Regions from separate parts of the Homo sapiens genome. Here regions 1, 3, 4 and 5 are each linked to region 2. A link is a loop called in an ENCODE intact Hi-C map of the cell type or tissue named here. Cell type or tissue: heart right ventricle. All regions are shown on one strand. Links, peaks and the distances in the headings refer to the core of each region. The heading gives the core; the rest is flanking DNA.

Region 1 (4,000 bases), core at 1-4,000, 1.4 Mb after region 2:
GCAACCTCTTGGGAATATAAAGTCAGGCAAATAAACTTTTAAATACATTAAAAAAATAATGGGTGCTGTTTGCTGGACTCTGGAGTTAAAACTGAGGAGAATTAGAGATTTTTAAGTCAGGGGCAAATAAACAACATTTGGTTTAATTTTTCATTTTTTTAAATAAAATATTATAAATGTTACATAGTTGTTTGCAAATAATAGATTTCCATAACATCTAAATAAATATTAAATATATTAAATAAAAGTATTTCCAGTTTGGAAACCAGGAATCACAATTATAGACTATAGAGACCCCTTACTCAACAGCTTGGGTAAAACTGTAGAAACTCAAAAAAAAAAAAAAAAAAGAAAAAAAAAAACCAACAAATTTTTTTTGAGACAGCTGTGCCCTCTGGAGGTGGCACTTGGGAATTGAGTAAATCTCCCTAAACCAACAACAATGACTTTCCTAAAGAATTGAACACGCACTTGGAAATGCAAAGAAGGCTTAGAAGGTTTCATTCATGATCCTTTCTTTGTGTCAAACCAGTTTTCAATGAATACTAATTTAGAATTTCAATTTAAAAGTGTTCAAATGGGCACAAAACATTTTGGTAGACGGGATTAAAAGCTTGTGTTCAATATCTGGAATACAATGATTAGGAACATGCTGAATATTATGAAAAGAAAGAACAGTGGTTCCAAATCAAATATCCTCAAAACTGCTTTCGGTGAAATGCGTGGAGCTATGGCCTAGCCTCTTCCCATCCCACTTCCCCCAACTCTCAGAGGCAACTGATTTTTTTTGTCCTATCTTTTTAGAATAATTCACCACCTCTGCTTTTTCTATCTGTTTTTTTATACCTGATTCCTAATAAATGGAGCTATATTTCACCATCTAGGGAATATATTATTCCAATGGGAAGAGTAAAAGATAAATATTTCTTGATGGAATTTTAGAGAGAGAAATTAATAAAGTTGGCTTTGTGTGCTCAGAATTTCAATAGGCCAAATAAAAGATAAATAATAGAAATAATTATGCGGGTGGGGGGAGCGAAAAACCTTCCCCAAAGTAGATTTTACTTGATGTTAAAAGCAGAACAAAGCCGCCACTTTTAAAGAAAGAAGGGATCTTCTTGATTGTAAATTTTGCCTTGGATGTGGGCGAATGTTGTGTTTTTAAAGAAATTAGAAGAATTAAGTAAGGGTGCCACACCGGTGGAGAGTCTAATTACTTCGGCATGAAGGAGAATAACCCAAATATCAGTGGGATGCGATTATCTTAAGCAAACAGGTTCCCGGAAGCGCGGGGAGTGCACGGCCTGCGCTGCCAGGCGGGACTGGAACAAAGAAGGTTCGGAACGAAGGAGCGAAGGTTCCGGCTTCCCAGTCATTTGGGCCGCGCTTGCGTCGCAGGCTCTGGCTGATGTCCCAAAGGCAACTTCACGCCCCAAGGCCCCTTCCTCCCTCTTCCCCAAAGGCAAGCGGTGGACCTAGAGTTCCTAGAAAGAGCCTCGCCCTTGCTGGCTTCCCGCTACCTCTGGTTCCAATCCGGGGGGCAATTCTTAACTCAAGTTCTCCTGCTCCTTCTCCCCTAAGTGCGCCGCCGACCCCTGGCTCCTTAAAGAGGCCAAGAGGTCTCCCGAGGAACAAGAGGTCTCAAGGATGACTGCCCTGAAACCCACAGGTGATATCCAGGTCGCACTGAAGTGCCCGCTCAGCACTTCCAAATATGAAAGCAAACATTTAAAGACAGGCAGCTAGTTTGGGGCCGACGTGGTTAGCCCTCGCCCCTCTCCCCCTCCTTGTCCCCCAGGGCCGCGCACCTGCCCCGCACCCCAGCGCGGGTCCGCTCACCTGCGCGTCTGCTCGCGGGGCCGCTGCGCCTCCAACCGAGCGCCGACAGAGGGCGCCCGCGGCGAGCCTCGCCGCCCGCAGCCCGCGCTGCTGTGGGCTTAGGTTCCAGGTGGGGTGCCCGGTAGAGCCAGGGAGATGGCAGTGTGGTCTGATGGGGGAGAGAATCTGGGTTTTGGCTATCGAGGATGAATTATTTAACTGGTCTGAAGCCTCAGGTTCCTCATCAAAGGAAATGGTCATAACACTAATATCTAAGCCACAGTTATCAGTTATGATCGTATATTCATTCATTCATTCATTGGCAAGAAATACACTTTGAGGTCTTCACCGTGTCCCAAGCATAGTGGAGACACAAGGGGTCCCTTAGCAATCAAATTAGACCCAGCTTCTGCCCTTTTGGAAAGTACATTTGAATGGGATTCACCTGGGGTAGCATAAACAGGGCTTGGCATGTGGGTCCTCTTAGCCCACCTCCTAGGACACGCTCAGCCCTCGGAAAATGTTGGTGCTTATTAATTATTATGACGTGCTAGTGTCGACATCAAGTGCTTCCTCCTTCTGCAATACAGGGGTTTAGTTCATTCCTGGTCCCCTAGAGCTGAGCACAGCCTGCTTTACGTTAATAGCTCAATGAGAGTTTGATGAATGAATGATGTGGTTGAATAAGCGCGTACCTTGAATCCCTAGAGGAGGGTGGAAGTAATGGAAGGGACAAAACCTTGCCACCTATAAAGCAAATAGCACTGGGGCTGGAGTGGAACCTTCAAGGTAACTTTCCTTCTGGAAGGGGCCTTGCATCTTTGAAAGACTGGCCACTTTCCCAAGAAAAATGAAACGTCTTTCAGCTAAGAGAGATGCGGACCTGCTCAGGGGCCAATCTCCAGCACAGATCTTCCTCATTAAAAGCTTTCAATGACATTCTCGGTGTTAGCTTCCCCCTTCCCACTTTTTAGGTATGTTTACGGGTTTCCAATGGTTTCAGGAAACCAAAAAGCTTTCCCTTGGAATTCTCCCTCAAAGGAACTGATCAGAGATGACAACTTAAACTACTGAAGGGAGTCGTATCTTTGTAAAAACAGACCCTGGACAAATGGGAATGTTCCTTTCAACTCACTATTAAGTGTTTTAAGGTATTAACTTCTCAAACCGCGTCTGAAGAAAGACAGAGTCTGTCTCCTTTTTCTATCTAGCCCAGCTGAGACTGATTTCTTCTTTAAAATAAATTTTATAAAGACGTATTCGTCTTCCATTGCTATGTAGCAAATTACCACAAATTCAGTTTAAAATACCACATATTAACTATCACACAGTGTTTGTGGATCAGGTATCTGGGCACCAGGTTCTTCTTGCAAGGTGTCACGAAGCTGCACTAAAGGTGTTGGCTAGCTGCATAGTCATCAGGAGGCTACACTAGGTAAATGGGCACTTCTATGGTCCCTCAGGTTATTAGCAGAAGTTATCTCCTTGAGGTTGTATGGCTGAGGTCTCACTGTCTTGCTAGCTGTTGGCCAAGGATTACTCTCCGCTCCAAGAGGCCACTCTGGTCCTTGCCATATGGTCCCTTCTATAGACCCTCTCACACTCCCAATCTCTCTCTCTCTTTTTTTTTTTTTTTTGCTTTTAATGTTTTATTTTATTTTATTTTTTATGTTCCAGGGTACATGTGCAGGATGTGCAGGTTTTTTACATGGTTAAACTTGTGCCATGGTGGTTTGCTGCACCTATCAACCCGTCACCTAGATATAAAGCCCAGCATGCATGAGCTCTTTTCCCTCATGCTCTCCCAATCTCTCTTTTAAAACTCACCTTATTTGATCATCTCCTTTTTGATTAGTTCAATCCAAAATCCACTGATGAGGAACCTAAGCATGGGAGTGGTATCCCATCATATTCATATGGGAGGGGATTACATAGGTGGCTTAGTCATTTCAGACTGCTATAACAAGTGTCATTCATCGGGGGCAAAAGAAACATTTCTTTCTCACAGTTCTGGAGGATGGGAGGTCCAGGATCGAGGTTCCCTAAGGGCCATCCAGTTGGGTTTTTATTGAGGGCCTTCTTCCCGCTTTGCAGAGGGACCTCTTGTCACTGTATCCTCACATGACAGAGGGAGAGATTCTCTCTCTCCGTTCTCTTCTTATAAGGGCCCTAGTCCCATCAT
Region 2 (4,000 bases), core at 1-4,000:
AGGAAGAAAGTAGACCAAATTAAACAAAAAGCAAAAGAAAAATGGGGATCTCTTTGAAGCCAAATAAGAACTTGGGCAGCTTGTAACTGTGATCACCCCTACAGCCAGAAAGCCTCACGAAAATGGCAGAAGCTCTGTTTAGGGGACCACAGGCCTGTGTCAAAACAGACAGAAATGGTTTCTGTTGAAATTATATATCAGTGCTACAGTAAGGATGCCTGCCTCCCTTCCTCCCTTCCTCCCTTCCTCCCTCCCATTTCTTGTCTGTTATATGATGGGCATGGTGCTAAGAAAATGTAGGAGTTCACAACCCAAAGTGGGGAGAGGTCTTTAAACCTGCCGCCACGACACAAGGCAGAAATAGCTGGAATGGGAGTTGAGGGTTCTAGGTGCAGCTGGACACCAAGGAAGGGGCTCCCAAGACTGATGGTGGCAGTTGAGGAGTTGTTCCTTTCATTTCGGCCTGTTTATTAAGGTTTGAGTTCATATTTTGTTTGCACATGTTTGTTTATTTCTGTATTTACTTTTTGAGATGGAGTCTCACTGTGTCGTTCAGGCTGGAGTGCAGTGGCGTGATCTCGGCTCACTGCAAACTCTGCCTCCCGGGTTCAAGCGATTCTCCTGCCTCAGCCTCTCGAGCAGCTGGGATTACAGGCGTGCACCACCATGCCCGACTAATTTTTGTATTTTTAGTAGAGATGGGGTTTCACCATGTTGCCCAGGCTGGTCTCAAACTTCTGACCTCAGGTGATCCGCCTGCCTTGGCCTCCCAAAGTGCTGGGATTATAGGCATGAGCCACCGCTCCTGGCCTGTATTTGTTTATTCAGTATTTATTTGTAAAGTATTAGAAACTGGCTTTATACTGTAGACCTGGTGGACGATATCTGACCTTCATTTAGCCAGAACATACACGGACACCTGACTTTTTTGAGATCTTTTCTGACAAAACTCTCTCCTTGGTGCAAGATGCAGAGAGGATGCTTCCCTTTGGCCTAAAGTATACAGTGCTTGCATGGGTTTAGGAACAGTTCACCAAACCCTGGTCTTTGTCCCAACATACCCCTGTTCATTTTATGCTAATTCAATTCCCTTCACTTTACTCCAACTCAATTACATTTTTTTTTTGAGATGGAGTCTGGCTCTGTAGCTCAGGCTGGAGTGCGGTGGTGCGATCTCGGCTCACTGCAACCTCCGCCTCCCAGGTTCAGGAGAGTCTCCCACCTCAGCCTCCCGAGTAGCTGGGACTACAGGCGTGCGCCATCACACCCGGCTAATTTTTTTGTATTTTTAGTAGAGACGAGGTTTCACCATGTTGCCAGGCTGGTCTTGAACTCCTGACCTCAGATGATCCGCCCGCCTCGCCCTCCCGAAGTGTTGGTATTACAAGCGTGAGCCACCACGCCCGGCACAATTACATTTAATTCAACTCAATTTGGTTCAGAATATTTCCGAGCATTTGCAAGGCGCTTCAGGTCCAAGGACAACCAAAGCGCGGATCAGTTTCCTGGTTCTGACAGTCTCCATTGTGGCCACTGGGTGGCAGTGTGTCACACGGAATGTTCATTCCGCGGGACTGCCGAGTGGCTCCTCCCCAAGGCCTAAGGCTCAGAGATTGTTGCCTCTTACTTGGATTTATTTAATGTACACTTTCAAATTGAAGCGACAGCTGGTATTATAGCCGTGCGTGTGCAGTATATGTGCTTAATTATACTGTGGAATTAAATTCAAAAGGGTGAGAATGTGGTTACATGTGTATGTTTCCAAAGCCGGTTCGAGTTCGCAGCTTCTGCCTGGGGCTCAGTCAGGGATGAGGAAAGTGGAGAGGAAGCCGAGGGAAGCCTCAGACCGAGCGGCAGGTGGCATCAAAAGGAAACTCTGCAAATTTGGCTTCCTGGGCCACTGACAGCCACAGCCCCGAGGTTCCCTTCCCTGCCTACCTGCTGCCTGAGGGTTTTTCTGGAACGGTCAGATTTTTATTATTTGTTTTTTCCAGTATCATGGGCATAAAATGGTATCTAAATGTGATTTCAATTTTGTGTTTCTATTTTACCTGTGAGGCTGAACATCTTTCCACAAGTTCATTGGCCATTCCTCGTGGAGTAAATGATGGTCTCATTTTTATCTGCTCAGATTTCAAGGTACCCATTGTTAGTTTTTTTTTTTTTTTTAAACAGATGTTCTCACATAACAAAGCCTGTCCGTGGTATTTTTCATACCAGCTAAGATGCTTTTGGCCTCAAGTTACAAAACACACAACTAACAATAGCTTAAATAACAAAGATGGCCAGGCTCGGTGGCTCATGCCTGTAATCCCAGAACTTTGGGAGGCCAAGGCGGGTGGATCACCTGAGGTCAGGAGTTTGAGACCAGCCTGGCCAACATGGTGAAACCCTGTTTCTACTAAAAATACAAAAAAATTAGCCGGGTGTGGTGGCGCGTGCCTGTAATCTCAGCTACTCGGGAGGCTGAGGTGGGAGAATCGCTTGAACCTGGGAGGCGGGGGTTGCAGTGAGCTGATATTGCGCCACTGCATTTCAGGCTGGGCCACAGAGCAACATTCCGTCTCAAAACCATAAACAGAAACAAAACAAATAAACCCCCCAAAGCCCCCAAACAACAACAACAAAAAACAAAGACATAGAATCATCTCATAAAATAAGAATCATGGCTGTAGGTGGTTCCGGGGTAGATTTAGAGGTGGATGTAGACCCGGCTGTCCCTGTCTTTTTTTTTTCACCATCCTCAATATGTTGGCCAGATCTCTTCTGGTGGTCCCAAGACCCCTGTTGCACTTCCAAGGAGCATGTTCTTATTCTACATAAGTAGGAAGCAGGAAGGAGGATGGCAGGAGCCAAAACTGAACCTTTGCCTTCTGTTGTTCTTTGACTAGGGATCACATTCTTTCTTAGAATCCTCTTGAAGTCTTGCCCTATATCTCATAAGCCAGAATTGGTCACATGCCTTTATTAGATGAATTGTTGGCAACCACAACAATCTACCTCATGGGGCTGTACTGCACACCTAAGCTGGACGTTGCTGATGGAATGAGGCATTATAGATCCAGAGAGAAGGAAGGTGTATTAGATTTTAATTTATAATAACCCATCCAAGACCCAGGGTCTTAGACTGACAGATCCCAATACAAAGGTCAACATCTTGGAGGATTTCTAAAATTAGATTCTTGTTTACTCCTAAAATGAAGCTGTGTTCTTCCCTCTGGGGCTGCATGAGGTTAAGGGGCTCTCAAAAGGTGGCAGAAAAAACATTACTTGGAGATTTCACATTTCTGCATAGGAATTTACTAGGCTCTGATGTGTGTGTTTTAAAATTAAAACTAAGTCTTAGTGTAAGGTTTAGGCCAGTCTCAGTTCATCCATGGGAGCTGGGCAGATTGCTGCCCAAACAAAATCCAGTGGCATGTACAAAGGGGGAAATGGCTGTGGGTAGGCAGCCAGCTGTGCCTCCCTCTCCCCAAATCAAAAACAATCGGATAATTAGTCCTCTGTCCCACTGTTTCCCCCATGGCCTGCTTCACAGCTCTCTCCCTTGGACTTCCCTCCACCACTCTTCTTTGGTGGGTCACTTTTCTAAAAACCCTGTCTTCCTCTTTTTGCTTTCTCTCTCTCCTTTTGCAAAAGCCTAATCCTTCAGTAACTTCCTAAGAGATAATGCATAGGAGATACAAGCTGAACCTTGCTTGTGTGAGAATGTCAGTATTCTATCCTCACGTTAGACTCATCATTTGGTTGGAATAGAATGCTAGGCTTCAAATAATTTTTTTTTTTTTTTTGAGACCAAGTCTCACTCTGCTGCCCAGGCTAGAGTGCAATGGCACGATCTTGGCTCACTGCAACCTCTGCCTCCTGGGTTCAAGTGATTCTCCTGCCTCAGCCTCCCAAGTAGCTGGGACTACAGACATGTGCCATCATGCCTGGCTAATTTTTGCACTTTTTTTTTTTTTTTTTGAGATGGAGTCTCGCTCTGTCCCCCAGGCTGGAG
Region 3 (4,000 bases), core at 1-4,000, 240 kb after region 2:
TTTTGTATTTTTAGTAGAGGCAGGGTTTCACCATGTTGGCCAGGCTGGTCTCGAACTCCTGACCTCAGGTGATCTGCCTGCCTTGGCCTCCCAAAGTGCTGGGATTACAGGCATGAACCACCACACGCCCGGCCTCTGTGGCCTTTTCTAAGAGTATTTGCCTTTAAAACACTATTGCCAGTTGTAAAATGAAACATTTTGCTCCTGTAGAGAAATTCAAGGTAAGCCAAATATAAGGATGTAAGAATATTTTTAAGAAGAATATTCACTCTGAAATCCCATCATAACCCATAACCCTATGCAATGGACCTTCACCTAGTGTGAGGCTGGCTCCATTAGCATCTCATCGTCTGTCACAGGGAAAAAGGTTCTGTGCTATTTTTCATCTCCTGAGTATTCCTGATATAGAACAAGAGCAAGGACTTTAAAAAAATTGAGAACATAAATGACAAAGCATTTCTCTGTTTTCTTCTTTTCTAAAATGTGCACAGTCAGGTCCTTTCCTACCTCCATGTCTTTGCACACACTATTCTCTATGTCAGGAATGCCTCTCTTCCTACACTCCCATCCATCCTGCAAGCGGTACTTCCCACATGAGGCTCTTCCTGGTCTCTCCAGCTGCAATTACTTCTTTTCTTTGTTTGTATCCTGACTACAGCACTTTGCATTTTTGTAATCTATGGTGCACTCAGGCACAACAAAGTCCTGACACTTGTGTCATTTTACAAGGTGTCATAATCACTGCCATCAGATGGGGTTCCTCAGTTTAGATTTTGTGTATATGACACTATCTAAAAGGAGCTCTTTATCTTGGGACTTTATGAAGAAAATAAAAATGTTAGTTGCTTTAAATTATTTTTGAAACAATATGGGGTAAGGATAATTAAATAATAACTGAACCCATGCTATGAAATGAGAACCATGTGGAGTTAGAAGGCAAAATTACTTATAAATAAGGACTTATACATTATATATGGGGAGGATTCTGATGTTTGCTAATTTTCTCCTCACTAAGGAATTAATAAAATGCTCAGTGGTGTGGCCAGCAGAAAGGTTTCTGTTCTGTGCTGGCTTCTTTATTTTTTCCTCTTTGTATCATCCAAGTTCTACTGGCTCTTGGATTCTATGTGTAACTCCTTGTTTTGAACACTTATCTGTACTAAGATGTTGCTTACTTCTATCAGAGCCCTAATGCTTTCTGCAGAAAACACATAGTCCTGGATTTTTCCTTTGCTTTTATGTTCTGCAAAATCACCCTACTTTCCTCTTTCTGTACTTTGCTTTTCTGCAATGATAGGAAGTTCCCCCTCCATATCCTTGTATTACAAGAATAACTTCTTGATTGAGCTTTGAGCTGAAACTAGATTTTTTCTTGGGGTGCTGATATATTTGCTGAGACACCTCCACTTCTTGTTCCTCAGGAGACACTGAGGTGCAGCTGCCAGGGGTGTAACCTCTCTATACCCATGGAGCCCATCCGTTGGTGATATTTGTGTGTGTGTCTTGTCTGGTCTACTAGACTGTACCCTCTTGAAGATGTCAACAGTATCTCATTTGATATGTTTCCTCCAGGGCTCCTAGTAGTGTTGTATAGGGTAGATGCTCATGAAGTGTTTAACGGATTGAATTGTATCAGCTATTACTCTGAGTGCACACAAAGGGGTGCTGCAGCTCTGAAGAGCCTCAATTCACCTCATGGGGTTACATGGAAAAACTGTCAGACTTATTTATGCACCCCAGTTCTCCATGGGTTATGTCAATGTCAATTAATACTAAATTTCTGCAGTGGAGAGAAAACACATTTTCACCTAAAGGCTGATCAGTTCCTTTTCTGCTGTATATCTCAGTGATCATAAAGCAAGGAGACCCCTGGGACTCTATTCTATTTAGGCAAAGGCAGGTGTGCTGGGGAGCTTCGTATTTGTACACAGACACAAAAAGCAGGGCTTATTTTTGCAATTACTTGCAAAGGCTGCCCATGTTTTCCAGCATGTAAATTAGGACTTGAAGGAAAACATCTAATTGCATTTCACTCCAACTAATTGCCAGCTCAAAATTTTAGATTAGTGTGCACACCATACTTAATTTTTTCGTTGCTGTTATTAATAACACGCTTAGCTCTGTAAGAAGAGAAATAACAAGCTGGAATTAAAGACTTGAGGGCTGCCCCACTAAGAAAATGCTTTGGGGAGTGTGGTAAGGAAACGATGAGAAATGTCTCAAAGCCATGGCTGAAATTCCAGACAAAGATTGCCTGGGTAGGGTGCTCCTCTGTTGGTTTGCTGATAAAGGTTAGATAGAGCGGATATAATAGAGATGGTATGTGGAGTCATTGCATGTGTTTTGCCACAAGGAGGGGCCGTGGTTACAACCCTGGACGTGTCCTTAACTTGTATTAAACCAGTAGGCTTTCCTGTTTGAAAAACAAAACCTACTTAAAAGAGATTTTTGTTGTTGTTGTTGTTTGTTTTGTTTCTTTCTTTCTTTCTTTCTTTTTTTTAAAAATGTGCTCACATCCAGAAAGAATGGTATGGTCTTTTATGAGTAACATAAACATACTGTGATATCCTTATGTTACTAAATGCACATTACAAAGCATAACAAAATCATAGTCACACACAAAAAATAAGGACAAGCTACAGTGTTGACTGGAAATAAAAAGGGGGAAGCTTTTTCACATGTTGTTGCGCAAAGGTAACCGGCAGCTTCAGAATTCTCCTGTCTTCTCAGCAAGAGTTATTCTCTAAAGGACATGATGAACTTTTTGTCCTTCCAAACACAGAAGTCAAAAAAATGTATCCTTGAAGCTCAATTTAGCAATAGCAGCTTTGCAAATCTATTTACCATTGGGGAGACTTTATTCAAAGATGGTTAGTTCCTGGGTTTCTCAATGAAGGGGCAGAACGGAGACCAGATGGACTTTGGAAAAGCTTATGAATTAAATAACATGCTTTCATCATACTGTCCCTCTGTGTTTATCCTCTACCATTCTTTAGTGGGCACCTATCTGTGCCAGGCATGGAGCTAGATGCAGCAGCCACCTCAGGGACAAGACTCGGTGAGATCCCCACTGTTCAGGTTCCAGACAAGTGGCAAGCCAATGTTAAAAAAAAAAATAGAGACACAAGCAAATATATTCCTATCAATATTGTTAAGTGCCATGAAGGAAACATATGGGGATTAAGACCACAAAAGTTGCATCTAACTGAAATGGGGAAGGTCTGGGAAAGCCCCTCCCAAGAAATGACTTGTAAGCTGAAAGCCATAGGACAAAGTAGCATTTAGCCAAAGCAGGAGGAATAGATCTTTCCAGACATATGGAAGGACAGGTGTGAAGGGCCTGCAGTTTGACACATTGGAGGGAGTAGAAGACAGCTCATGGGGTTGTTGCTCAGTGAGTGAGGGGAAGAGTGACTGAAATTAGGCTGGGAAGATGGGCAGACGAAGGACCACACAGGGGCTTGTAGACTGTGGTAGAGAGTTTAGATTTTATCCTCAAAGTGATAGAAAGCCTCTGAAGGGTAGAAGAAGGGAAGTGATGAGAATCCATTTAAAGAGATCTCAACTTAGAGAAAAGATGGGAGGGCAGCAAGAATGAAAACCAAGAGACCAGTTGGGAGGAAACTTTCATGGGGTTGGTGAATGTGCTGGTCACTTGCCTGCTTGTTTTCAAATCCATTCTCCACCCTTCTCATACAAAACAAAGTATATTTCCCAAACTCCTCAGCCAATCTGCTTTTGTGTGGGTTGTACTGATAGGAGGCTGTGGAGGGAGATTTGAGAACTAGAAAAAGGGAGAAGCCAGGGTATTTTCCATTGTCCCTCCTTGTTTCTTGGGGCAACCCCAGCAATGCTGGTCCTCTTTGGTGTCAGCTGTTTCCACATAGACCCACTGGATAGTCCCATTGTCTGTGGCCCCAGATCCCGCAGGGCAGTCTTCTACATGGTTTCTATTTCTACCTGGCTTCCTCGGTTCTTGAACTTTAGCAATACCATCTCC
Region 4 (4,000 bases), core at 1-4,000, 1.8 Mb after region 2:
TCCTTTTACTTCTTTTCCTCAACCTCTTTATATTGGTATGCCCCAGGGTTCACTCTGTGAACTGCTCCTCTTTTCTGTCTACCCTCATTTCTTATTGATACCACCTAGTCCTATAGTTTTATCACTCTCAAATCCCTCTCCTGCCCAGACCCCTTCCCCAAACTCCAGATTCATACATCTAACTGACTACTCAACAATTCTCTCCATATATACTAAACACCTTACCTCAACATGCCTGGAACTGAACTGATCTCCCACTCCCCCGAACCTCCACCACCCACAGCCTTCCACAACTCAGTTGATGTCAACTCTGTCCTTTCAATTGGTCAGCTAATACCTTAGGGTCATCTTTTATTTTTCTCTTTATGGACTCTTGTTAGCTCCTCCTTCAAAACATGTCCAAACACTGACTACTTCTCACCACATCAGCTACCAGCACACTGGCCAAGCCACCTTCACCTCTCACTGGGTTACAGCAGTGGATGGTGCTGCCACTCTACCCCCTTACGTTCTATTTCCAATGTAGCAGCCAGGGTGAACCTTTAAAAACAGGAGTCACGTTACATCATACCACTACTCCAAACTGTCCAATCGCTGTCCACTTCACTCAAGTCAAAAGCCAAAGTCCCTGTAATGCCCTGGAAGTCTTTTCATGATCTGCTCCCCATCTACCCACTCACACCTTAGCTCTTTGACCTGTCCCTTTTACTCTCCATGGGTCCCTCTGCTCCAGTCACACAAGCTTCCTGCTGTTTACCAAGCATACCAGGTACACTTCTGAAAACCTTAGGGCTTTTGCTCTAGCTGTTCCTTCTGTAAATGCTCTTCCCCCAGAGAGCCATTCCCTCATCTCCTTCAAGTCTCTACTTAAATCTCGCCTTCCTTGATCACCCTATTTAATATTGTAATCTACCTTCCATTCCCCTACTTCACATTTCCAATTCGTTTTACATACTCCACTTGGTTTTTCCATAGCATTCATTATCTTCTGAAATACTAGATAATTTACTTGTTTACTGTGGTCATTGTTTATTACCTATCTCCTACCATGGCATTCTGTTCACGTTGCTTAGAACAGCAGTTCTCAAAGTATGGTCCCTGGGCCTCAGCATCACCCAGGAACTTGTTAGAAATGCAAATTCCCAGACCCAAACTCAGGCCTAGTGAATCATAAACTCTGGCAGTGGCATCCAGCAATCTGCTTAACCAGTACTCCAAGTCATTCCTATGTGCACTCAAGTTTTAGAGTCACTAACCTGGGGCAATGCCTGGCACAGAGTAAGCACTCAAATAATGTGTTGAGTGAATTTAAAAATCCTCTTTTCCTGATAATATCCCTCTACCCACAGAGAAGGACACCCAGCAGTTGTACTAGACTATAACAAGGTTGTTAGAGACTCCCCTGCAAAGCAAGATGGGCCCCCATCCAAAGTGTGGTTCTGATGTTAAGACTGATGACACTCCATACAGCAGGAAAATTTGAGAGAAAGTATATTGCTTACACAAGGGACTTCTTGGGAAAGCTTGGCAGGCACATGACTGTCTGGGCTGGCTTGGGCAAAGCAGAGGGAGAAAGCAGGTTGGGCCTTCATAGGAGTTGAGAGATAGGACTGGGGAAAGTCCATGCTGGCTGTAAGGTTTAAATTTCCTGCTGCCACAAAATAAAAAGGAGAGCTCATAGGCCTTCTTATCATCCTGCCCAGATGTGGGGCCAAAGGCAAAAAGAAGGGTGAGGTTTAAAAACAAGTTGCAGCCAGGCGCTGTGGCTCATGCCTGTAATCCCAGCACCTTGGGAGGCCAATGTGGGCAGATCACCTGAGGTCAGGAGTTCGTGACCAGTCTTAGGTCTGTGAAGTGGGGGAATGGAAGGTAGATTACAATATTAAATAGGGTGATCAAGGAAGGTGAGATTTAAGCAGAGACTTGAAGGAGATGAGGGAATGGCTCTCTGGGGGAAGAGCATTTGCAGAAGGAACAGCTAGAGTAAAAGCCCTAACGTTTTCAAACAACATGATGAAATCCTATCTCTTCTAAAAATACAAAAATTAGCCAGGTATGGTGGCACACGCCTGTAATCCCAGCTACACAGGAGGCTGAGGCAGGAGAATGGCTTGAACACGGGAGGTGGAGGTTGCAGTAAGCTGAGATCGCACCACTGCACTCCAGCCTGGGCAACAGAGTGAGACTCCAACTCAAAGAAAAATAAATAAATAATAAAAAGAAGTCAAAAAAATAAAAACAAGTCACAAGTCAGTTGTCAAACATCGAAAATGAGATCAGCGGCATTCCAGCCTGGGCAACAGAGTAAGATCATTTCAAGAAAAAAAAAAAAAGAGAGAGAGAGAGATCAGACTCTTTATTATACTGGGTGGGCCAATCACATTCTCTTTCCCAGGAATTTGGAGCCACAGTTAGAGGCTAGTCAGCTGATCTCCATTTATAGCTTAAATTGAGGGATATATAAAAACTCAGGAACTGCCACCTTTCCTCCAAAGATGGAGAAGTAATGAAAGCTAATGTTTAGAGAAAAATACAAGAAAGCAGACGCACAGGGTGAACCAGAAGTATGAGACCTAGAGCTGCTTGGACTCTGCTGCATTCCCAGGGCCTAGCTGCATTACCCCAAGCTGAGCTGGTTCCATGACTTGCAATCAGGGTTTTAACTGAAACTATAAGTCAGAATTATCTAAACAAGTATTACTGTCATTGTAATGAGATTGATAAAAAAAAAAAACATATTTCAAAGGATGAAGTGATGACATCTAGCATATAACTTGGCACAAGATAAACATTGACTAAATGATTCATCCATAAATAATAGATGAGTGGAAAGAGTGGTAATCTTCAGTTAGAGGATGAGAGGGAAAAGAAGAGTTAAAACTCTTTTTGTTGTTATTGTTGTTGTTTTTAAGACAGGGTCTCGCTCTGTCACTCAGGCTGAAATGCAGTGGCATAATCTTGGCTCACTGCAACCTCCACCTCCTGGGCCCAAGCAATCCTCCCACCTCAGCCTCCTAAGTAGCTGGGATTACAGGTGCGTGCCACCACATCTGGCTAATTTTTGTATTTTTAATAGAGACAGGGTTTCGCCATGTTGCCCAGGCTGGTCTTGAACTCCTGACCTCAAGCAATCTGCCTCCCTCAGCCTGCCAAAGTGCTGGGATTACAGGCGTGAGCCACTACACTGGGCCTATTTTTTTTTTATTTGAATGAAAAATAAAATAGACAAAAGACAAACCATTATTAATAAAAGGAGTTTTGATTAATAATGGGTTTTAATGAATTCACATACAAAGTGGGAGTCGTGTGAACTTCATTTCCCCTTCACCTGCCACCATCGTGATTGCTGACAAAGCATTCATGTTCCAACATCAAACTCTACTGCCAATACAGATCATGAAGACCTGCTGATTAACACCAACACAGGGAGAGAATAAAAAGAAAATTGATAGAGGAAGAGGTAAAGACAGTGAAAGGGAAGGAAGAGGGTTAAAGAGAAGAGGAGCTCTCTAAGGAGCAGAGGGTCACTTAATAGATTGGAGAGATGCAGGCTCTAGGAGACTTGGCACATGTTAGGTGTCCAATACATGACTTCCTGGAACCTGGACAGAGCAGTCCAAAGGCATGAGCTGGTCCAAGTGTCAGGCTTGACATCTGCTACCTGAGCAACCTTGGGTACATTTCTTAACCTCCCTGAGACACCCTTTTAGGGATACAGTGGGTTTGGCAGAGGAAGGATTAAATTAATCTGTTCCTTCAACTATAAAAGAAAAGTAATCATACTACCTCATGGAGTTATTATAATAAGTGGAATAATAAATTTTAAATGCCTGGTACACAGTAGTTCTTAAATAAACGATATTCCTCCTTTTCTTATCTCAGTAAGCCATTGTGCCCACTCACTACTTGATTTGGTAGTTCAACAATTCACTCAAATATGGCATTTTGTCTTACATCCATTTTACAGATAGGAAAATTGAGACCAATTTGCCTAAAATCA
Region 5 (6,240 bases), core at 229-4,228, 1.8 Mb after region 2:
AACAATGACTTCATTTAAAAATTTAATTATCATTAAAGGCTTCAGTAAGATTTCCTGATGTTTAATTTGACGTACCGCTTCTCCTGAATTTGGGAGATGATTATTGTTTAGCCGTACTTTTCCATAACTTCCTTCTGCTTTGCAACCCAAAATGCAGTACCAGGAGACCTGCCGACGAGAAAAATGAGCCTGTTTAAAAGGCATTCTTTTATATCAATGTAACAAAAAAAATACTTTTCTAAATAAAAATGTAATGATTCAGGTTTTAAAACATGAAATCCAAGTTTACAAATATACTTAGGTTTAATCTTTAAAGAGTAAAAGTAACCTTAGCTAGTTTACTGAGGCAATTAAGACTAAGATATTATTCATTATTAATTATTTTAACCACCATTAATTGAACAGTTCCTACTGCTAAGTACTGTTAGGAAATTTACAGATATTTTCTAATATGCACAACTCTATGAGATGGGATTACTATTGTCATTTTGCTTCACAGGAAATGGAGATGCAGAGATGTTAAATAACTTTGCCTAAGATCAGACAGATAGTGGCAGGGTTGACTCCTAAAATGACTTTGTCTTGATGTAAAAAAAAAGATTAACACTCAAGTGATTTTCATATTTTACATGATAATGTATGACAAAAAAAGCAAGTGGAAAGAGAAGCAAGATACTAAAATATATTATTTTAAATAAAATATAAAAATACATATGAAAAAGCCTAGAAGAAAACACCCCTAAATAAGAACAGCAGTAGGATTTGGATGATAAAATGGTAAGATGATAGGTAAATAATGGGCCAATTTTTTTCTCCAATTTATACATTTTCTGAAACATGATATTACTTTGATAATTTTTATATTTAGTTTAATTTTATATTTTAAATAAAAACATTAGACATAAATCAAACATAAAATATAAATCCCACAGAAACAACAAAATTTAACCTTGATTAAATAGTTAGACAATGATCCTTTCGCCGAGGTGTCAAGATAATGAAGATTCATTATTGGAATGAACTATTCTCCCTACAGAGAAAAAGGGAGCTAGGTGACACCTGACGGGGTAGTATTATGAACAAGCCATACTGCTGAGGGTTATAGGGGTCATGACTGTGTCATTACCTTCTTCCCAGAGGCAACTCCTAAACTACAAGGCAAGCTAGAAAGAAGGAAAAATACAATTGCCTCTAAAAAAAATACAATTGTCTCTAAATACAACTACGTCTTACAGCTTGTGCCTGCTACTCCTTCCTTCAGGTCAACAGAAAAATACTAACTATGTCCAATTGACACAAGTGGTTCTCAACACTGACTGTGCTCCAGAATTACTTCTTTAAAATACAAATTTGTACAGAATGAACCATTTTTGTAAATTACAGATACCCAAGCCTGTCTAGCTTCAATGAATTAGAATTTCTGATGCAAGTTTCCGCATCTTTGTCTTTCCAAAGAACATTTCTCAGGTGACTGTGATATGCACAACTGATTAAAAAGCACTAGTCAAAGGCAGAACAGGACAAAGAGAACACAGAAGGAACCTGAAGCTGGAGAATAGGGTAGAAAAAAAAAATCAGATGAATCTCAGAAAAAAAAAATGCAAAACTAACTTCCTTTGATTTCCCATGCAAAAAGATACTATTTTTCAAAGAAGAAAAAAGGCAGAAAGACTATGTTCTATGATTTATATCACTATTGCTCCAAGTTCTATTATATAAACCAGAATTTGGAGGGTAAAATTCTCTCTAAAAGCATTTTTACAAGCAGGCTTTATATTTTTATTTTGTTCCACAGATGAAGACATATCAGTTTATGTAACTCTAAGAAACAATGTGTAATTAGAATCTACATAAGGGTAGAGACATCATGAACAAATCAGTACTAACTTTAGAACAGTTTATACGTAATATAAATAACATTAGCATTTTCAACTACAAAAGTAGATTTTAATGAAATGAATGCCTCAACAAGAGATTTTGAGAAAACAAAAGATGGCTGAAGCCTCAACCCAGAAAACTTATTTAAGCCCATAGCACCATCTAGTGCTGATGAGAAGGTAACAGATGGTGATAATTTCCTGGAACTCTCTAAATGAACGTAATACACATAAACTTCCTATAACGTCCTCATTGATGAGTCCTAAAACTATAGGCCAAATATGAGACTCTTATATCTTCCTATTTCCAAGAATTATGAAATGAAATAAACTAATCATTAAATTAAAGTACATACAGAATAAGATTTTGGTTAAAGAAACCCAAATATTTGAACAAAAGCAAACAAAAACTCTTAGTAAAGCACGTGGTCTTAGTTCTGCACTAATTTTCCAAAATCAGTGAAGCTCTATTCTTAAACAGATTCCAAAAATCCAAAGTTTAACTTTAAAACCAGTATCAACAGCAGTAATGCATCTGTCATAGCACAGTTAGGTATAAGATGAATGTCACTTCTATTCCCCTCCTCTCACAATTATAAAGCACTATGAAGGTTGTCATCAGTTCTCACTGATGTCCATTTGCCATTCCTGAAGCTGCTCAAAGTATGCAAGCACATTTAATCCATATTTATCTTTATACCTCAATTACCTCGCACAGAGCTTGACAGATTACAGGCACTCAATAAATGCTCATTGGACAGAATCCACAAAAAATATTACCAAATAATGTAATCACAGTCTATCATTTCATTATTTTTTGTTTTTTTAGATAGTATTTCGCTCTGTCTCCCAGGCTGGAATGTCATGGCGTGATCTCGGCTCACTGCAACCTCCACCTCCCAGGTTCAAGCGATTCTCCTGCCTCAGCCTCCTGAGTAGCTGGGATTACAGGTACCTGCCACAACGCCCAGCTAATTTTTTATATTTTTAGTAAAGACAGGGTTTTACCATGTTGGCCAGGATGGTCTCGAACCCCTGACCTCAGGTAATCTGCCTGCCTCAGCCTCCCAAAGTACTGGGATTACAGGCTTGAGCCATCGCGCTTAGCCCATTACTTGTTTTGAGTAAGCTTTACTACTTAACATTTAATACAAGAAGTGGAAAGATATCAGCTAATATGCCAAGAATATTATATATTATCTCATTTAATTTTCACAATAAACACACTTTCCAAATGAAAAAAAAAACTCAGGAAATGTATTTAGCTTTCTTAAGGTCAGACTTCCAGGAAAGGTTGGAGCTAGAATTATAAACCTAAATCTGTCTGACTCCAAAGCCTATGTTCTCTCTACTATACCAAGTTGACATAACTTCAAGCAGAACATCCTAAAGAGAATCAAAGATACAAAGATAAAACTTTATTTTTATGTAACATCAAAGAGCATGTTGTTGATCATCCCAAAGAGGAAAGTGTAGTTTGTAAAATATAAATTAGGTAGAACCAAATTCTTGTGAAGAAACTGAATCTCAAGTTTTAGTCACATATAGGCCAAGTTCTGAGGCATCAGGGATGGGAGAAAAAGCTCACCTTCCAATAAATACACAAAGATGTATGGTTTATAATATGGTTGGAATTGTCCTTTGCTTGTGTTGAAAGAATCTACAGTTACTTGGAAGGACTTTGGGCAGAACCTCTAGACTCATCACCCCTAAATTTTACACACTCTGCTGCCTCATACCATCACTGGCTCTGAAGTAACTTCTACCCTCTTCAAATGTCTGATTCCACTTCAAGTGAGACTTCCATCTTGAGCACACGAGGATGTCAGCATATGGTGTGTCATGGTGACAAGGATACTTACAAGGAGGTGCTTCTCTACTGTTTCTCCTAACAATATATTTGGGTATAGCAATGCAATACAGAGCATATCATAAATATAACAGCATAAGGGGCAACAAGTCATGGAGAAACTAAGTATAGATAAGACATTGGAATATTAATCCAGTGTTCAGTGCTTATGAATAAGACTATCCAGTTCCTAAAAGCAATCAAAGTATGAATCATGGTAGTTATAAAAGTACTTATGTTGCTTTGCATGAGGCAAAAATTTTACTGGACACCATACCTTAACCTCTGAAGTAAATGGAGCAGGTTTGAGTGTCACAGAACAATGAGTTCGAGACAGCAGGATAGGTGGAGGGGGGACTCTGCTTTTCTTTCTTTTTGAACTTTCCAAATATTTCTGATAGGAATATAGGGCATTTTGTTCAGCTTCAATCCTCTGAATTAAGGAATATGCTTCCTATAATGAAATATGAAAATAGAAAAATATATGTCAAGAGCTTGAACTCTATTTACGTTTATAGAATTCTAGTGATGTTAAACAATGTTATATTTTTATATGCAGTTTTTCAAGCCTCAGAGGCTCAAATATATACATATATATTTCAACTATTTAATGATTTTGCAAAAGTAAAAGATGCCTACTAGATAAGGTTAATCATGATCACCAATGGCATTATATTTGTGTATCTTATATGTTTATCATTATTATCATACATGAATATGAGGTAGTACATTTTTAAATTGAACCTTTTGAATATCTACCACATTTCATTTTCCCTAAAAGGTTCATACCATAATCATCTGCATTTATGCTGATGAATTACACAGCTACCCTAATTCAGCTGAAGTGTGACTCTCAAATAATAAGAATATTGGTATATGTGGTTTATGAAATAAATATTATTGAGAGTTTCTTTTTATCAGCAAGAAGAAATAAAATAGAAAAACCATATTCTGTGAAGCTGATGGAAAGGCAACCACTTTTTAAAAAGGTTATATGCAGAGAGATAACACATAAAACAAAAGAGAAATATAAAAATCAGACCTAAATAACATTTCAAAAGTAGGGCTAAATACATAAGCAATAATAATAATGCATGTAAATGGGTTACAATTCCTTTTAAATTAAAAGGCAAAGACTCTCTAACTGAGCTCTAAGTAAAAACCCATGTAAAGATTAAAATTAAAGTGTTGATAAAGAAAGAATAGTCTTTTCTACAAATGGTGCTAGGACAATTGGACATTACATGCAAAAGAATAAAGTTCAACTCCTACTTCACACCATAGGCAAATATTAACTTAAAATGAAATATGCATTCAGATGTAAGAGCTAAGATTATAAAACCCTTAGAAGAAAATATATGACCAAATCTTTGTGACCTTGAGTTACACAATGGTGTTTGGAAGATTCAATGCAATGATGCATTTAAAATGCTTAGTGTTTGGAACAGAGTAAGCAGTCAATAAATGTTAGACATTGATTATGATTATGATTGTGATTACTACTCCTCCTCCTCTTTCTTTCATTTTAAGCACTCTGGAACATTCTGTTTTGCCATATCAGAACTATTATTATTATTACGCTTTCACTTAAAGTGTTCTGGAACACCGAAAGCACACTGACAAAGGAAAAAGTAGATAAGGTGGACTTCATCAAAATCAAAAGCATTTGTGTTTCAAAGGATACCATTAAGAAAGTGAAAAGACAGCCTACAGAATGGGAGAAAATGTTTTCAAATCATGTATCTGATAAAAGACTTGTATTCAGCACTTATATACACTGTTATAACTGAGAATTTTTATAACTCAATAATAAAAAGGAAAATAACTCCTTTTAAATATGGGCAAAGAATGTGAATACACATTTCTCCAGAAAAGACACAAATAGCCAATAAGCACATGAAAAGATGTTCAACGTCATTAGTCATTAGGGATGAAAATACAAAATCAGCAAACTGACTCAAAAAGCAGGAACCTAAACACAGAAATAATAATGTTCAAAGAAACTAGAAATGTTACCCAAAAATTGTTTCATATAAAAGTGTCAGGCTCAAATGAGTTCATAAACAAAATATTTTAAATCTCAAAGAACTGATCATTCCTATGCCATTTTAAATGTTTCCAAATACAGAGAGAAACAGATATCCTCTCAAATAATGTTATAAAACTATTTTAACTTTGATAACCGTCTGAAAAACAACTACACATAAAAACACAGACCAGTCATTTCACAAATACAAATGCAGACACCTTAAATAAAATACATAAAATACTAATACATTCACTCTAACAATATACTAACAAAATAATGAACTGTAATAATACTGTCTTTTTCCCAGGAATGCAAGGACAGTTTAACATTAGGAAGTATATAAATATAATTTAATATATCCATAAATTAAATGAGAAAAAACATGATCATAGTGCTCAATGGCCAAAAAGACATTTCAAACATTTTTTAACATTCATTACAGATTTTTTTAAGTCAATAAATTAGAAAAGCTCTTTTTAGCATTA

What was found. A loop is a pair of places that touch in the nucleus more often than their neighbours do. Peaks named below come from ENCODE experiments on the same cell type or tissue, not always from the same donor. Only the 100,000 strongest peaks of a DNase experiment are listed, where the experiment ranks them.
Region 1: it touches region 2 in a loop (8-fold over the local background); 41 of 110 quality-filtered maps call a loop at or near these places.
Region 3: a loop joins it to region 2, with 3 times the contacts of the local background. A loop is called at or near these places in 2 of 110 quality-filtered maps.
Region 4: it touches region 2 in a loop (5-fold over the local background); 49 of 110 quality-filtered maps call a loop at or near these places.
Region 5: a loop joins it to region 2, with 13 times the contacts of the local background. A loop is called at or near these places in 49 of 110 quality-filtered maps.

Annotation. Positions count from the first base shown.
Region 1 is chr12:96,983,534-96,987,533 of GRCh38, reverse strand. No RefSeq gene overlaps it. Among named protein-coding and RNA genes, the nearest start is that of NEDD1, 78 kb to the right of the region's middle. RefSeq lists a silencer at 1,765-1,984. In heart right ventricle, for the core only: CTCF peaks have their summits at 400 (motif pointing left), 1,680 and 1,881 (motif pointing right); a DNase peak (open chromatin) is centred at 1,870; H3K4me3 peaks cover 835 bases; H3K27me3 peaks cover 1,812 bases.
Region 2 is chr12:98,395,240-98,399,239 of GRCh38, reverse strand. No RefSeq gene overlaps it. Among named protein-coding and RNA genes, the nearest start is that of TRD-GTC1-1, 110 kb to the left of the region's middle. RefSeq lists an enhancer at 1-388. In heart right ventricle, for the core only: a CTCF peak has its summit at 1,531 (motif pointing right); a DNase peak (open chromatin) is centred at 1,539; H3K4me3 peaks cover 954 bases; H3K27ac peaks cover 556 bases.
Region 3 is chr12:98,153,392-98,157,391 of GRCh38, reverse strand. No RefSeq gene overlaps it. Among named protein-coding and RNA genes, the nearest start is that of MIR4303, 160 kb to the right of the region's middle. In heart right ventricle, for the core only: a CTCF peak has its summit at 2,357 (motif pointing right); no DNase peak of the experiment used is centred there.
Region 4 is chr12:96,583,373-96,587,372 of GRCh38, reverse strand. The region is part of intron 22 of CFAP54 (cilia and flagella associated protein 54); the gene reads right to left. Among named protein-coding and RNA genes, the nearest start is that of CFAP54, 96 kb to the right of the region's middle. In heart right ventricle, for the core only: no CTCF peak of the experiment used is centred there; no DNase peak of the experiment used is centred there.
Region 5 is chr12:96,574,525-96,580,764 of GRCh38, reverse strand. It overlaps CFAP54 (cilia and flagella associated protein 54), which reads right to left. Exons shown (of 68, transcript NM_001306084.2): 20 at 4,004-4,180; 21 at 76-168. Among named protein-coding and RNA genes, the nearest start is that of CFAP54, 88 kb to the right of the region's middle. In heart right ventricle, for the core only: a CTCF peak has its summit at 2,054 (motif pointing left); no DNase peak of the experiment used is centred there.